Linked DNA regions of Homo sapiens: region 1 is linked to region 2. A link is an interaction called in ENCODE POLR2A ChIA-PET data of the cell type or tissue named here. Cell type or tissue: A673. All regions are shown on one strand.

The links. Peaks named below come from ENCODE experiments on the same cell type or tissue, not always from the same donor. Only the 100,000 strongest peaks of a DNase experiment are listed, where the experiment ranks them.
Region 1: POLR2A ChIA-PET joins it to region 2 with 6 read pairs; 2 of 35 experiments call an interaction of 5 or more read pairs at or near these places.

The regions. Positions count from the first base shown.
Region 1 is chr14:38,607,056-38,615,055 of GRCh38, reverse strand. No RefSeq gene overlaps it. Among named protein-coding and RNA genes, the nearest start is that of LINC00639, 310 kb to the left of the region's middle. In A673, no CTCF peak of the experiment used is centred here; no DNase peak of the experiment used is centred here.
Region 2 is chr14:38,523,550-38,531,549 of GRCh38, reverse strand. No RefSeq gene overlaps it. Among named protein-coding and RNA genes, the nearest start is that of CLEC14A, 270 kb to the right of the region's middle. In A673, no CTCF peak of the experiment used is centred here; DNase peaks (open chromatin) are centred at 3,879, 4,239 and 4,539; H3K27ac peaks cover 4,454 bases.

The DNA of each region.
Region 1 (8,000 bases), 84 kb before region 2:
CCTTGATTTCCATGTTACCTTAACTAGAAGTGCAAGTGCACAATACATGTGGCATGTTTGGAAGGGACCTGTGGAATCATCTAGTCCAGTCGCCTTTGCAATGCAGTAATACCCTTTCCATCTTCTTTAATCACCTATCAACTCTTTGAGGGTTTCCAGTAATAAGCTGCTCAGTAGTCCGTTTCATTTCAGTCCATTTCAGGACCCCAGAACCCCAGATCTAATTACTAGAAACATTCTTCATATATTTTGTTTTTCTTAATTTTTTATTTAATAAATTATTAGTTAATTATAAGTTCATTATTAATTTCCTTATAATATCATTATTCAATATCAAATTACTTTTTCTGAAATGGCACAAGCTTTGATCTCTTTAAAGCACACTTATAAAAGCTGAAATTGAAGTTCATATATAGCTGTAAATATATGGAGGTCGAATATAGGATTATGGAATTTCATAATTTGAGAAAATTATATAATAGTTTGCATAGTATTTTCTTTACCTTTTCCTTCACAAGTGTTAAATATTGTATTCCCCTTTCTTAGTTTTAAATATCTAAAGAATCTCTTCTAGCATGTATCAAAATACCACTGAAAATAAGTTTTCTATAGAATGAAACTGATTGTATAGAAATGTTCAAGGTCATTTAGTCTAATTAGTAGTGAAGTCGATCAATATGCACTGAATGCAGTGGATGACTATAGAAATAATTAAGCTAATTGTCTTTAGGGAATGTGTGCAGGTTTCTTTTCCAATTTGCCATGCTCTGTCCAAGGCTGCCTTTTCCCCTCCCCTTTCTAGTTCTTTTTATGTTTCTTTTGTGAGATCAATGAAGATCCAGGTCAGAATTTAAATTAGGTTCTTATGGGAACTCTGACTCTATCCTTTCTTCTTCTCTTTTAACCAGGCCACCCTTGCCTTTTTTTCTTTATGAAAGATTTGGGCTTAGCTTGAATAAATCATCATTGTGGCTCTACTAGCATGCTAATGAGACAAAGTGAGGGTGCACACTGGTTGGAGAGTTTTGCTGGCCAACTCTATGTGGGTTAGGCCATGTGTGCTGAGGATTGCTGTGTGCTGGGGTGGCTGTTTGATAAATTTGGGTGCACTATTCCCCTCATTTATATTTGGTGGGGAGGAATACTGGCAGAGAATGTAAAAGAAAAAGGGACAATTTTAATCAGGCTGTGTAGGGACTGGGGATGTGCTTAGAGCACTCTTTCTACAGGGCACGCAGAGATATCAAGTCCTGGGGTATTACTCATAGCTTTTCTCCAAAAGCTTTCCCCACCTCTTAAATGCCTTATCTAAAATAATTCTCATGAGACATTTAGTAGGAAATTTGGAATCATAGTGAAAAGAAATCCTCATGGTTCTACTTTTTCTGTGATACTTCCTGGACCCTTCAGCTATCTTTTGCCTATATATAACAGCAAATACATTGGGAAGAAAAAATCAACACATATTAAATGAATGTCTGTAGAGCATTCTTGCAGGGAAATGATCAAGTCTAAGAGAAAGTCTGTCTTCTAGTAATTTATAATCTAAGTAGAAGAGGAAGGATGAAAAAGTAATGCATAAAAAACTATTCAGGCCCAATGTATTTTCTTAAAGGGGTTAAAAAAAAAAAAGAATGTGTGTGTGTACCTGTGTGTGCGTGTGACACCAAAGAAAGTTATGTACATTACAACAATACATTAGAAAAATGACAATGTTAAATATTGTGCCCCTTAACTTTGTCCGTTGTCTACATGTTCTGATAATGCCAGCTTTTTGTTCTATATCTTCAAACTGCACTTCCTAGTTCACTTCTTTATCCTGTGTCTTTTTTCTCTGTTTTTAAGATTTTTATCAATGGTGTTTAGCAATTTGGTTATATTCCTTAGCATTTTTAATGTTTCTTTTGATTGGCATTCATTAAGATTGGATTTGTGGATTATATTTTTTCCATAAAATTTAAAAGATATTGTTTATTCAAAAATTTTTTTCTGTTCACTGACCCTCTGCTTCTTGTACTCTAATTACATATTTGTTAGAATACCTGATATTTTCCACAGATCAGTGATGTTCAATTTCTTTTGTTTGTTATTTAGTCTTTTTTTTCTGTGTTCTTTATTTTGGACAGTTTCTATGGCTATGTCTTTAAATCACTGATCTCTTCTTTTATAGTACCTATTATGATGTTACTTCCATTTAGTGTATTTTACATTTTAGATATTATATTTTTTCATGTCTAAAAGTTTGATTTAGGTCCTTTAAAATATCTTCCATTTCTTTTCTCAGCATGTTCATGTCTTTCTTTTCCTTCTTGAAATATGAGACATTTTTAACATCCTCGTTCATTAGTTTCATCATCTCTGTTTCTGAGACTGTTCCTATTGACTGATATTTTCCCTTATTGTAAGCCATAGTTTTCTACTTTTTCCAACCTGGCAATTTTGATTGGATGCTAGACATTGTGAATTGTACGTTGCTGGTGCTAGATTTTGTTTTCCTTTTAATACTATTAGATGCTGTTTTGGTTTGCAATGTTACTTTGTAGCAATTGGAATGTTATAAGGTTTGGTTTTAATTTTGTTAGGCCTTTAATCTATGGCTGATATAACCCTGCTACTTAGGCAATACACTTCTGAAGATTTTACTCAATGCCTCATCAATTATAAGATCTATTCACTCTGGCAGGTGTGCGTACAACCTATTCTCAGTTTTGTGTGCTTAGGAAATTGTTTTGATTACTCTATTCCAGAGGCTTTTCTTTACTGTGTAGTTTCCTTAGCCACAGACTCAAAAGTATGCCTCTGCAGATTTGTGGAACTCTTTTTTTGTAGTTCCCTCCTCTCCTGTGCTCTTTCTTATGTAATTCTAGCTGTCTTGGTTTTCCCAAGCTTCCATCTCCTCATAGCAAGATGCCCAACCCTGTTTGAATTTTCCCTTCCCCCCGTAGCCTTTCTTCCCCGCTGTAGCCTGGAAACTGCCTCTTAGGACCTAAGCCTGTGGAATAGTAGGGCTCATTTTGCTTGTTTCCCTTTCTTCATGGATTATGGTGTTGAATTGCTTTTCATCCAATGTCTGAAAATTGTTGTTTCATATACTTTGTCTGATTTTCTAGTTGCTATAATAAAAAGGTAAATCTTGTCCCTGTTATTCTATCTTAACTAGCAAAATCTCTACTGTTGTTTTTAACAACATGTTTTCTAGTAAGTTGTGCTATTAGAAAATAAGGTCTAGCACCCTAGTCTTTTGCAATTGTTGAGGCTTGTTTTGGGGCCTTTATGGTATTTGCCTTTGTGATGTGAATTATTGAAAAGATGTATTAGGATTCACAGTATTGATGTAAATTTGTCTATTTCTCCTTTCAACATTTTGATTTTGATACTTAGAATTTATGCTATTAGAACTATTTGTGTTTTGTTATTGGTTGATATTAAATTTACTATTGCTTTGTTTTCTTAGTGGATTGAATCTTTTGAAATGCAAGTGACCATCTTTATTACTGGTAATGTTTTTTGGCTTAATGCCTATTTTCACTGGTTTTAATATAACTTTTTGTTTTCATAGCTCATCTTTTTCCACATCCTTGCCAAAACTTGTTTCTTTTTTTTTTTTTTTTTTTTTTTGAGACAGTGTCTTGTTCTGTCACCCAGGCTGGAGTGCGGTGGCCCAATCTCAGCTCACTGCAACCTCTGCCTCCTTAGTTCAAGCAATTCTCCTGCCTCAGCCTTTCAAGTAGCTGGGATTACAGGTGCGTGCCACCACACCCACCTAATTTTTGTATTTTTAGTAGAGACGGGGTTTCACCATGTTGGCCAGGCTGGCCTCGAACTTCTGACCTCAAGTGATCTGCCCTCCTGAGCCTTCCAAAGTGCTGGGATTACAGGTGTGAGCCCCCACATCTGGCCTATTTTTCATCTTTCTGATAAAAGCCATTCTAGCAGGTGTGAGGTGATATCTCACCGTGGTTTTAATTTGCATTTCTCTGATGATTAGTGATGTTTAGCACCTTTTCATATATCTGTTGGCCATTTATATGAATTCTCTGCAAAAATGGCTTATTTTCTTGCTATTGAGTTGTTTGACTTCCTTATACATATTGAATATCAGCCCCTTATCAGATGTATGGTTTGCAAATAATTTCTCTTAATCCATGGGTTGTCTCTCTACCCTGTTAATTTTTTTCCTGTGAAAGAAGCGTTTTAGTTTGACATAACCTCATTTGTCTATTTTTAGACAAAAGAAGAAGCTTTTTAGTTTGACATAACCTCATTTGTCTATTTTTACTTTTGTTGCCTATACTTTTGAGGTAATATTGAAAACATTATTGCCCAGACCAACATCATGGAGCTTTTTCCCTATGTGTTTTTCTTAATAGTTTCACAGTTTCAAGTCTTACATTTAAGTCTTTAATCTAACATTTTGAGTTTATTTTTGTATATGATTTGAGAGAAGAGCCCAATATTATTCTTCTCTATGTGACTAGCCAGTTTTCACAATACTGTTTATTTAAAAGACAATTTTTTCCCTGTTTTGCATTTTTGGCATCTTTGTTGAAAATCAATTGACTGTAAATATGTAGGTTTACTTTGGAGCTCTTTATCCTATTCCTCTATGTGTCGATGTGTCTGTTTTTATGCCAGTACCATGCTGTTTTGATTCCTATAGCTTTGTAATATATTTTGAAATCAGGGACTGTGATTTCTGTGGAAAATGCCATTGAAATTTTGTTGGAGATTGCATTGGATCTGTAACATGGCTTTGGGTAATTCTTTTTTTTTTTTTAAGACAAAGTCTTGCTCTTTTCCCAGGCTAGAGTGCACTGGCATGATCTCAGCTCACTGCAACCTCCACCTTCCAGGTTCAAGCAATTCTCCTGCCTCAGCCTCCCAAGTAGCTGGGATTATAGATGCCTGCCACTGTGCCCAACTAATTTTTGTATATTTAGTAGAGATGGGGTTTCACCATGTTGGTCAGGCTGGTCTCAAACTCCTGACCTTGTTATCCACCTGCCTCGGCCTCCCAAAGTGCTGGGATTACAGGCATGAGCCACCATGCCCCTGCCTGGCTTTGGGTAATTCTATAGTTTGAATGTTTGTTCCCTCCAAAACTCACATTGAAATTTAATTGCCATTGTAATAATATTAGGAAGTGGGATGTTTAAGAATTGATTAGGCCATGAATGCTCTCCCTTCATGAATGAATAAATACTGTTATTTCGGGATTGGGTTGTTAAAAAGGATGAGTTCAGTTCCTTCTCTCTCTCTGTCACCCTCTCTTTGCCCTTATGCTATGTTATGACACCTCAAGAAGGCCCTTGCTAGATGCTGATACTGTAGTCTTACACTTCCCAGGCTCCAGAACTGTGACAAATAAGTTTCTGTTTCTCATAAATTATCCAGTCTGTGATATTCTGTTATAGTAGCAGAATGCAAAGATATAAAATTGGTATCAAGAAGAGGGGCTGTTTCTATAACAAATACCTGAAAATGTAGAGGCAGCTTTGAAATTGAGTAAGGGGTAGAAGCTGAAAAAATTTAGAAGAGGAGGTTAGGAAAAAACCTAGGTTGCTGTAAATGAGGTATTAAGAGTAATTCTGGTGAGGGCTCTGGCAAGAAGAGCTGTAGCTAAAGCCTGAAACCTCTTAGAGGTTACTTAAGTGGTTGCCATCCTAATGTTGGTAGAAATGTGGGCAGTTAAGGTAATTCTGATGAGATCTCAGAAATAAAAATCAAGGTACTGGGGTACTGGCTCTGGAGGGATGGTCATCATCTTTGTTATAAAGTGGCAAAGAACTTGGCTACATTGTGTCTGTGCCCAGGCAAAGCAATGAACTAGGATATCTGGCTGGAGGAATATCTATGCAGAAAAGCATTGAAGGATCTATGTGGCGTCTTTTAACCGCATATAGTAAAATTCAAGGAAAGAGAAATGATTTAAAGGTGGAATTAATAATTAAAATGGAAGCAGAATGAAAAGATGTGGAAAATTGTCAGCCTGGCAATGTAAAAAATTTTAAAAGCATGTTCGGGAGAGAATCCTAACGATGTTGCCAAGTGACTGCTGAAGGGATTGATATGGCTAGAAAAATGTCAGGTGCTATTCACTAAGACAATAGAATGACTCCAGTGGTATTTCAGAAATCTTTGGACCAAGCCAGGGTCTTGAGGGCAAGGTTTCTGGAGAGGGGCCCAGGGCACCCATGGGGCTTCAGCTTTTGCTGCCCTGTCCCTCCTCAAGTATCTGCTCCTCACATTCCAGAACAACACTTCTCCACTGCCCCAGCTATGGCTCAAGAAGGCCCAAGTGCTGCTCTGACCACCACTGGGGATGGAACAGCTGTGAATGTAGGCAGAATTCACATGGTGATAACCCTGGAGAGGTGCAGAGTACATGAGTTGTGGGACTGTGGAGGTCTCAACCTAGGTTTCAAAGGATGTATTGAACAGTCTTTGGACTCAGATGAAAACATGCCACAGGGAAATAGCTGCCAAAGAGAATCTCCACTAGAACTATGCTTGCTGGAGCCCTGGGGGTGGCGGCAGCCCACTCCAGAACAGTAGCACTGCCAGTGTGCAATGCCAGCCTGGGAGAGCTGCAGGTATGAGACTCTAACCTGTGGGAGCTACTGTGTGGGCTGAACCCAACAAAGCCATAGGGCAGGGCTGTCCAAGGCCATGGGGACCCAATTCCCATTCCAGTGTGCATATAAGGTGGGACATAGAGGCAAGGAAGATTATTCTGGAGCCTTAGGATTTGATGTTGTTCACCCTATTGGGTTTTGGACTTACTTGGGACCAGCTATCCCTTTTTTCTTGCCTTTTTCTCCCTTCTGGAAGGAGAATGTCTATCTTGTGTCTATCTGACCACTGTGTTTTAGAGGTAGACAACTTGTTTGATTACATAGGCTCATGGCTGAAGAGCAAGTTGCCTTAGGATGAATTGTGCCTTGAATCTCACACATATGATGTTGAAGATGAGACTTTGGACTTTTGAGTTTGTGCTAGAACACATTAAGACTTTTAGGGCTATTGAGGTAGAATCAATGTATTTTGTATGTAGGAAAGACATTAGTTTTGGGGAGTTGGGTGGAATGCTATGAATATTTGCCTTAAAGTGGGTAATTAGGCTTTAAGAGGTAATTAGGCCACGAGGTCTACACCTTCATGAGTGGATTGATGGTTTTTTTTTGTTTTTATGGGAGTGGGTTTGTCATAAAAGGGTGAGTTTGGCTCCCTTCACTCTCTCTCTCCCCTCTCTTTCTCTCTCTCCCTGTCTCTCCCTCTCTTTGCTCTTATTGCCATTTTATGACACACCAAGAAGGCCCTTGTTCCATATGCCAGCACCTTGATCTTGGCCTTCTCAGACCCTAGAACAGAAATAAATTTTTGTTCATTATAAATTGCTCAGTCTGTGGTATTCTGCAATAACAGCACAAAAGGAACTAAGAAATGTAGTATGGACATTTTAACACTATTTATTCTTTCAATCCTTGAACACAGGATATCTTTCCATTTATTTGTGTATTTTTCAATTTCTTTCATCAATGTTTTTTAGTTTTCAGTATACAGATCTTTCACTTTCTTGGTTAATTTACTCCTAAGTATTTTTTTGATGCTATTATAAATTGTTTTATTATTTTCTTTTTCTGATAGTTTATGGTTAGTGTATAGAAATGCTACATACTTTTGTGTGTTGACTTTGTGTTCTGCAACTTTACTGAATTCATTTTTTTTTTTTTGGTAGAGTCTTTAGGGCTTTCTATATATATGATAATGTCATCTGCAAACAAATTCAATTTAACTTGTTCCTTTTCGATTTGTATGCCTTATATTTCTTTCTCTTGCCTAATTGCCCTCTCTAGGACTTCCAGTAATATATTGAGTAGAAATGGTGAGAGTGAGCATCCTGGTCTACTTCTTGATCTTAGAGAAATAGTGTGAGCATCCTGGTCTACTACTTCTTGATCTTAGAGAAAAAACTTTCAATATTTGACTGTTGAGTATGA
Region 2 (8,000 bases):
CAATGGAGGCAGAGCAGGAGAGGGGCCAGATGTGTTCAACTGGGTCTTCTGTCTTTCCTCACACAGTTCTTCTCACCTGATGTGGCTTAGGCACTACCATTTCCATTAGGCTTCCTAAACCTAAATGGAGCTTTGTGCCTACTCTAGATGCCCCTCAGAGACTGCCCATCTCTCTACTCCTTTTCATGGCAAAACTTCTTGAGTCACTATCTCTGCTCCTCACCTCACTTGCTTCCATAACAGACCATTCAGGCTCTTGTCTTCATCACACCACAAAGACTAGTCAAGGTCCCTTATGACCTTCAAGTTGCCAAATTCAAGAGTTATCTCTATGGTCTTATCTTCCTCATATCTCAGCAGCACTAACCATTCTGTTATTTTGCAAACATATTTTCTTTAGTCTTCTATTGAGTAGAATTGAAATGGGTTTTCCTCCTGTCTCATTAGCTATTCCTTCTCATACATCTTTCCTGGTACCTCTGCTGCCTAACCATGAATGTTTGGAATGTCCAAAGGTTCAGTCCTGTGCCCTGCCTACATACTCTGCATAAGTAATCTTGCCAAGCTTGTGGCTTTAAATACAATCCATAAGTCTCACAGATTGATACATCCATTCCTGGCCTTTGCCCTAAAATTCAGGCTTATACACCCAATTGCCTACTTCACACCTTTCCTAATTGTTCCCTTTTTGGAATGTTATCTCTGATCTTTTCACAGCTGGTTCTTTCTTGTTATTTAGATCTCAACTTATATATTTTCTATCAGGACAGATCTTCCCTGGAAACCTTATCTATCTATTTGTCTATCATCTATCATCAATCACATTATTCAGTTTTAATTCTATGCACAACTTGCACAGATATATATATATATATATATATATAACTTTCTTCTATCTTTATCTTATTTTTGTTTCCACTCCTTAAATGCAAATTTCTGGAGATTACAAGAGTGTCTGACACAGAGTGAAAGCTCTGTCTTAGTCTGCTTCAGCTGCCATAACAAAATAGCACAGACTGGGTGGCTTAACAGAAATTTATTTTCTCACAGTTCTTAAGGCTGGGAAGTCCAAGATGAAGCTGTCGAACCATTTGGTTCCTGGGGAGGCCTCTTTCCTTAGCCTGAAGAAAGCTGCTTTATCACCTGTTCACAAAAGGCTTTTTTCCTCAGTACAAGTGCTCAGGGGGAAGAGATAGGGATCTTTTTCTTCCTCTTATTATGAGGACATTAATCTCATATTAGAACCTACCCTTATGATTTTTATATCACTCTAATCATCTCCCAAAGGTCTCACCTCCAAATATAATCACATTGGGGGTTAGCATGTCAACATATGAATTTTTGGGAAACACATTAAGTACATAACAAGCTCAATAAATATTTCTTGATTAGACTTGACTGAAAGATTATTGCCTGTAGCTCATAATTTAGCGTTTGTTTCTACTGCTATATGATATTTTACTATTATTAATGTATTTCTCTGAATGTCTATAGATTTTAAATTCCTTGAGGCGAGAGGGGTTAGGTACAATTGGTGCTTAGCATGTGGTTGGCTATTTTAGGGAGAAACACCATGAGGCCACAAAAGATATGAGGTTTAGTAATAAAAGCAACCCGTTGCATATTGAAAACTCACTATTCAGCACACTTTATGTCTATCCTTGCATTAACCCCCCACCCCACCAACAATCCTATTATTTTGACATTTCAATTTTAGGGACTGTCTTTCCTAATGCAGCCCAGATCTCTGTCACTCCCTCTTCCTCATGTTTCCAGTAAGGATGATCAGCTTACTGGAACCAGCTTATAGTCCCTTGGTTTTGTCTTTTGAGGGTGAGTGGAGCTAAAAGCCACTACAATAGCAGGAACAATACCTTATGCTCATTATTCTTGGTTGTTATTTCACCCTTACTTATGGAGGATATTTTTGCTGGACATAAATTTCTAGATTAGTGGATTTTTTTCCTTTCAACCCTCAGTATTTCATGTCACTCTCTTTGCTTGCATGGTGTCCACTGAGAAGTCCACTGTCATTCTCACCCTTCTTCCTCCATAGGTAAGGTACTTTTCTTTTACCCCTATGGCTTCTTTCATGATTTTCCCTGTGTCCTTGGTTTTTAACAGTTTATATATAATATACCAAATAATATATTTCTTGGTATTCTGTTTGGTGTTCCCTGCTTGGTGTTAGCTTCCTGGATCTGTGGTTTGGTGTCATTAATTTTGGACAATTCTCAGCCATTATTACTCCAAATATTTCTCCTGCTCTGTTTTCTCCTTCTTTTCCTTCTGGTGTTTCAATTATGTGTAAGTTATACCTTTTAAAACTATCTGACAGTTCTTGAGTGTTGTATTCTATTTTCTTTTTAAATTCTCCTTTCTCTTTGCTTCTCAGTTTTGGAGTTTCTATTGATGTGTCTTTAGTCTCACTGATTGTTTAGCCATGTCCAATCTGCTGATGAGCCCATTGAAGGCATTCTTTAACTTTTGTTACAGTGTTTTCAATTTCTAGTGTTTCCTTTTTATTTGTCTTAATGTTTTCATCTCTCTGCTTATATATCACTTCTGTTCTTGCATGTTGTCTACTTTTACCTGTTAGAGATCTAAGCATATTAATCATAATCATAATTATTTAAAATTTCAGGCCTGATAGTACCAACATCTGTTTCACATTTGAATCTGATTCTGATGTTTGCTTTGTTTCTTCACAGCATGTTTTTGTGTGTGTGTGTGTGTTTTAGCACACCTTGTAATGTGGTTGTTGAAATCTGGCCATGATATATTGGGTAATGGGAACTAAGGGAAATGAACCTTTAGTATGAGTTTTTTCTGCCAATTTGGCTAGTAATTGAACTGTGTTGATATTTGTTGTAGCTGTAGGTACCAGAGGCTTCAACTTTTCTGGCATCCTTGTTTTTGTCTCTCCTGTTGTCTTTTGTTTTTCCTAAAAATTACTCCTTAAAAAGAGTCTGATTCTTGCACCTCTTTCAGCTGAATCCCCTGTTGCTTTACTGGAGCCCTTTCATTGTGGTGGTAAATTATGGGGGAGAGGAAGTTTGCCATTATCTTATCTTTAAATCTCAATCTTTTAGTGGGCAGGTATCTCTGGACTGTGACCTTCTCGAGGGTTTCTTAGCTCACCCACTACCCACTCCCTTAAGTGAGATAAATGCTAGAGGGTGCTGTAGTGGGAGAAAATGCCCTTATTCTAGATGAGATAAGCCTCTGGCAAAGTCTTTCCCTCTGGTGAGTAGGTCTTTGTTATATAGAACGTGTAGGCGTATTTTGCAATGGTTACTCTTCCCTTCCCCTTGCTATAGCCAGAAGGTGATCTTTCTTGGCTCTTGACCATGAGAACCTGGTAGCATTCCTAGAGGCAGAACCCATGAAAGGGCTCTTTAAGACTTGCAGTCCCCAGGATATTCTCACTCTCAAGCTAGTCCACACTCATCCTCCAGAAATATATCAAAATTACCATTTAAGTTTTCCTACCAGTTTATGGCCCCAGTGGCTTCTGGTCCAGGTGAGCAGCTCTCACTTGCATCTCTCTGGATCTGCCTAGATCTCCTGTGACCTCAGTTATCCAGTGGGTCCAAGAAAAGTCACTGAATTTCTGTTTTGTTTTTTTTTCCCCCATCATTTTCTTGTCATAAGGATGGAAATGATAATTTACAAACATTTTACATATTGGACCCCAAACTGGAAGTCTAAATATCTTTTATATCTTCTAGTTCTGTGCTAAACAGACATAGACATACTAAGTCTTGGCTTGTGTTTCCACCAACTACCTGGTCCATTTTCCCACCACTTCCCACAGCTGCATTGGACACTCTTCCTGTCAAGGGAAAAGAGCTGGAGCTTTGACAAATTGAGTTTTAATGGCTGCCAGTCTCTGATATACAAGACACTAAGTGAGTACTTGGAGTGAGTGATAGATGACAATCAAGACTAAGACAGGGATTGTCTGACTCAGACTCTTGTATTCTTGTCCCAGATATCTATGTTTGCATTATGGTTGGAAAACACTATTCTTTAATCTAAGTAGTAAATGAGTTTAAAAAGAAAGAAAGACAATGAAAAACACTTCTCTGTTGGGCTAGTGCCTCAGCCTCCTCAGAAAAGACCATTTCTGGCATCTCAGATGTATAAAAGCCTTCCTTGAGGCCTTCGTTTCTGATGTGTTGATGTGTAGAGACTGACTCTGAAGCCTTTGACTTTCTTATTTGTGATTTTGCTTTTTGCTCAGTAGTATCCTCCCTCCCCCACTCTCTCCCTCCTTCCCACCTCTCCCACCCTCTTCCTTCCTTCCTTCCTTCCTTCCTTCCTTCCTTCCTTCCTTCCTTCCTTCCTTCCTTCCTTCCTTCTCTCCTTCTTTCCCTTTTCTAATACTAGCATTTGGTGTGTTTGTGATAAGTTAAACATTTTATTCATTAATGTTGGCTTTAACAGAATAAGACAATTTAGCTAAAGGCCACTGCCTAGTGAGATTTTTTTCAATACTGATTGAAATGCAAATTAATACAAGCAATTACCAGGTACTGCACATAGTCTTAAAATGGAAGGCTTTAAATGACATTTCCTTGGCAATCTGTATGAATCCCCCAGATTAGGCATTCTTTTTATTCAGTAAACTAAATCTGCATCTAATGCCCAACTTGAGGTTGTCATCACATCATCATTTTTAATTGTAGCAAACTCTGAAATAAAGATGACCTTATCAAATAACAGTTACCTAAAGAATTACTTCTTACTGGGGAATGTATGTTTGGAGAAGGAGACATGGCCTTGGAGGATGAAGGCCTATGTAACATTTTAGGGAGACAGATTTTCCCTCAGTCAGAAAGAAGGGAACTAACATTTATTGAGTCTTTTTGTGTCAAACACTTTATATTCATTCATATTTAATAAATATTTATTGGGTACTGAGATGTTTTTGCCAATATTTTCCTTGCAGGAGGTTCAGTGGGAATAGGATAGACAAGGTCCCTGCTCTTGTGACTCTTATATTCTGGTTGGGAAAACTGACAATGAACAACAACAGTAAACAAAGAAATAAAAATAAATCCATGGTGATAAGTACCCTTATATGGAATAGAGAATGGTCAGGTAGGTAGGTGAAAAGAGACTGCACATTAGATAGGGTGGAACAAATGAGGTTTTTCTGAGATGGTGACATTTGCATTGAGAGATTAAAGAGTTAACTAACCACTCATTACTTTGTCTAACTTTTACAACAACCTGAGATAAAGGTAACATTAGTTCAGCAGGTATAAGCAAAGAAATTAATTACCCAACTAGGTTAAATAATTTCTCTAAGATTACACAGATTTTTTCAATCCTATTGTAAACCAAAAATAGAATTCTAGGCCCCCCAACTAACTGAATGACCGCTCCTTATGGCTAAAGGCATTCCATAGTTAACCTGAAAAACTAGTTAAGACCCTGATGAGAAGTGGAGGTTGGACATGCCTCATTATACCCTCCTCCCTTTGGAATTCAGGCACAGCTGACCAGCATTAACATCAAAACAGATATTAAGACTGATGAAATAGACTTTTTGTAGCAATTCCAGCCTGACTCTAGTATAGCATCACTTGACAGATAGCAGGCCCTTAAAGAAATGGAAGTATTTTACCCGAAATAAATTTCTTTGACATATTTTGAAATAGCCTAACAAAGCTGTCTCTTGTGGGGAAAAATCTACATTCTGTAGAGAACCCCCATTCCTTTCCAACGTCTTTTCCCGATGCAGGAGAGAATTAACTAAGAGTCTGGCACTTTTTAAAATCTGATAAGAAACATTTACAATCTATTATCTCTGAAGCCTGCTACCTGGAGGCTTCATCTGCATAATAAGAACCTTGGTCTCCACAACCCCTATCTTAATCCAAATACTCCCTTCTATAGATTCCAGGTCTTCAGATAAACTAAAATCTTTGAATTCACCTATGATTTGGAAGCCTCTGCTTTGAATTGTCCTACCTATCTGAAACAAGTCAACATAATCTTTCATGTATCGATAGATGTCTTATGTTTCCCTAAAGTGAAAAAAAACAAGCTGTAGTCTGACCACCTTGGGCACGTGTTGTCAGCACCTCCTGAGTTTGTGTCACAGCCATGTCCTTAGCCTTGGCAAAATGAACTTCTAAATTGATTGAGACCTGTCTCAGATAATATTTGGTTTACACTATCCATTTGCTTCAAAGCTGCTCACAGGCTACCATACCCCACAAGTACTTCTTTCTCACCAGCTGCTCCAAGCTTATGCAAAAAACAAGCTCTCTTTGTTTACTTGGTCTTAGACTTTAGATATTCAGAAGCAGTCAGTTTTCCAAGAAAATCAATGCTGAGTCATCAATTTTTTCAGTAAGAACATTAACAAGAAAAAAGGCACCTAATTTTTTATTACCTTTCAATAACAGAGGATATTTTTAATACCAAAAAAGTTAAAAGGATATTTTCTAAGATTAAAGCACATGACTTCAAACTGAATACAATTAACTTTATGAAATATATTATTTTGTCTCTATTTTATTTATTTCACAGAAAACCCTTAAAATGATTATGTAAACAGACTCATTTGAGAACCAATGGACTCAATGTCTTTGCAAGGCTACCTCCAACCTTGAAAATCTTAGGTTGATGTTAACTCCTGATGCTCGATGCTCAGAGTGGCAATGCAGGCAGATGCTGTGGGGTAAGGATATAGACTCTGTGCTAGTTGAATCAGACTAGGAAAGGACAGGTCATTTTGACCTAAATATTTTCAGTGTGAATCTCTTCCCTTGAAATAATTACTTATTTAGGGAAGAGGCAATGATGCATTCTTTCTTTCTTAGAAAGTTCAAATACATGCTAAAGCACTTTACAAAATAATTTATAAATGGTTTTTCTGTAGGCAGTTGCCCATGTTGGTTCAAATAAATGAAAATAATTGATTCATTGCTTTTCTCTTTTTTAATTACAGAGTTAGAAAGGACTATTTAGACTTTTCTTAATAGGAATGTATGTGTTTTTGTCATGAATATTCAAGTATTGATCAATCTGTGATAGTGTATTTCTCCTGTTAAACTTGTAATATAAGCAAAACTACAAAATATGCAAGAATAACTACTACTTAAAATTCTATGAAAATATAATGATAATTACTGAGGAAATAATTGTGTACAATAGCAGCAATAGCATCCTTAAGGCCATTTCTGCAGCATTTCAAGTACCTAATTGAATCAGTTGTGCCAGATCTCATCTTACTGAGAGACAGGATAAGAAGTGTTGGGCTAAAGCCTCAAGCATCAATTGAAATTTTAATTTTGTACCTAAATAAAAAACCACAAAGATACAAGCCATTTGAGTGTTTGGCTCTTTTTTGTCATCAATATAACCATCATTACCTTCACACTGTTCTGTATTTGTCTCGTGGGCTCAATAGCATGAACTAAAAGCAATTGATTTCACAAAGTAATTGAAGGGATGAACAGAAACACAAATTATGCAAAATGTACCAGAAACAGATGAATGCATTCTACAATATTAATAAAGTCCTAAAAATGCTTAGAATTAATTTGAAGACTTTCCTCTGATTGGTATTTCATACATACACATTTTTAATTTTCAAAAGAAATTAAGGGCGGCAGAAGAAAAAAGTGGGAAACATAAAGAAGCTAAATCACCTATAATTCCTCTGCCAATATCAGTACTAATGATGTTTTGATGAATTCCTTCTAGTCGTATATGTGTACATACATACACACACGACCCTAATGTGTATATAATTTTCTACTATTTTATTAAATAATGTGAGGCATTTTTCATGACACCAAATATATTTCATACAAATGCTTTTGTATGATGGCCTAATATTTGATCATATAAAAATATGAAACTTTTTCTGGTTAGTGCCCCACTCTTAGGCATTAAAGTTGTTTTTAATTTTTCCTTTTTAAAAATGATGCTGCAGTGAACATGTTCCATTATGAATCTGTGCTTGCAACTTATATTTT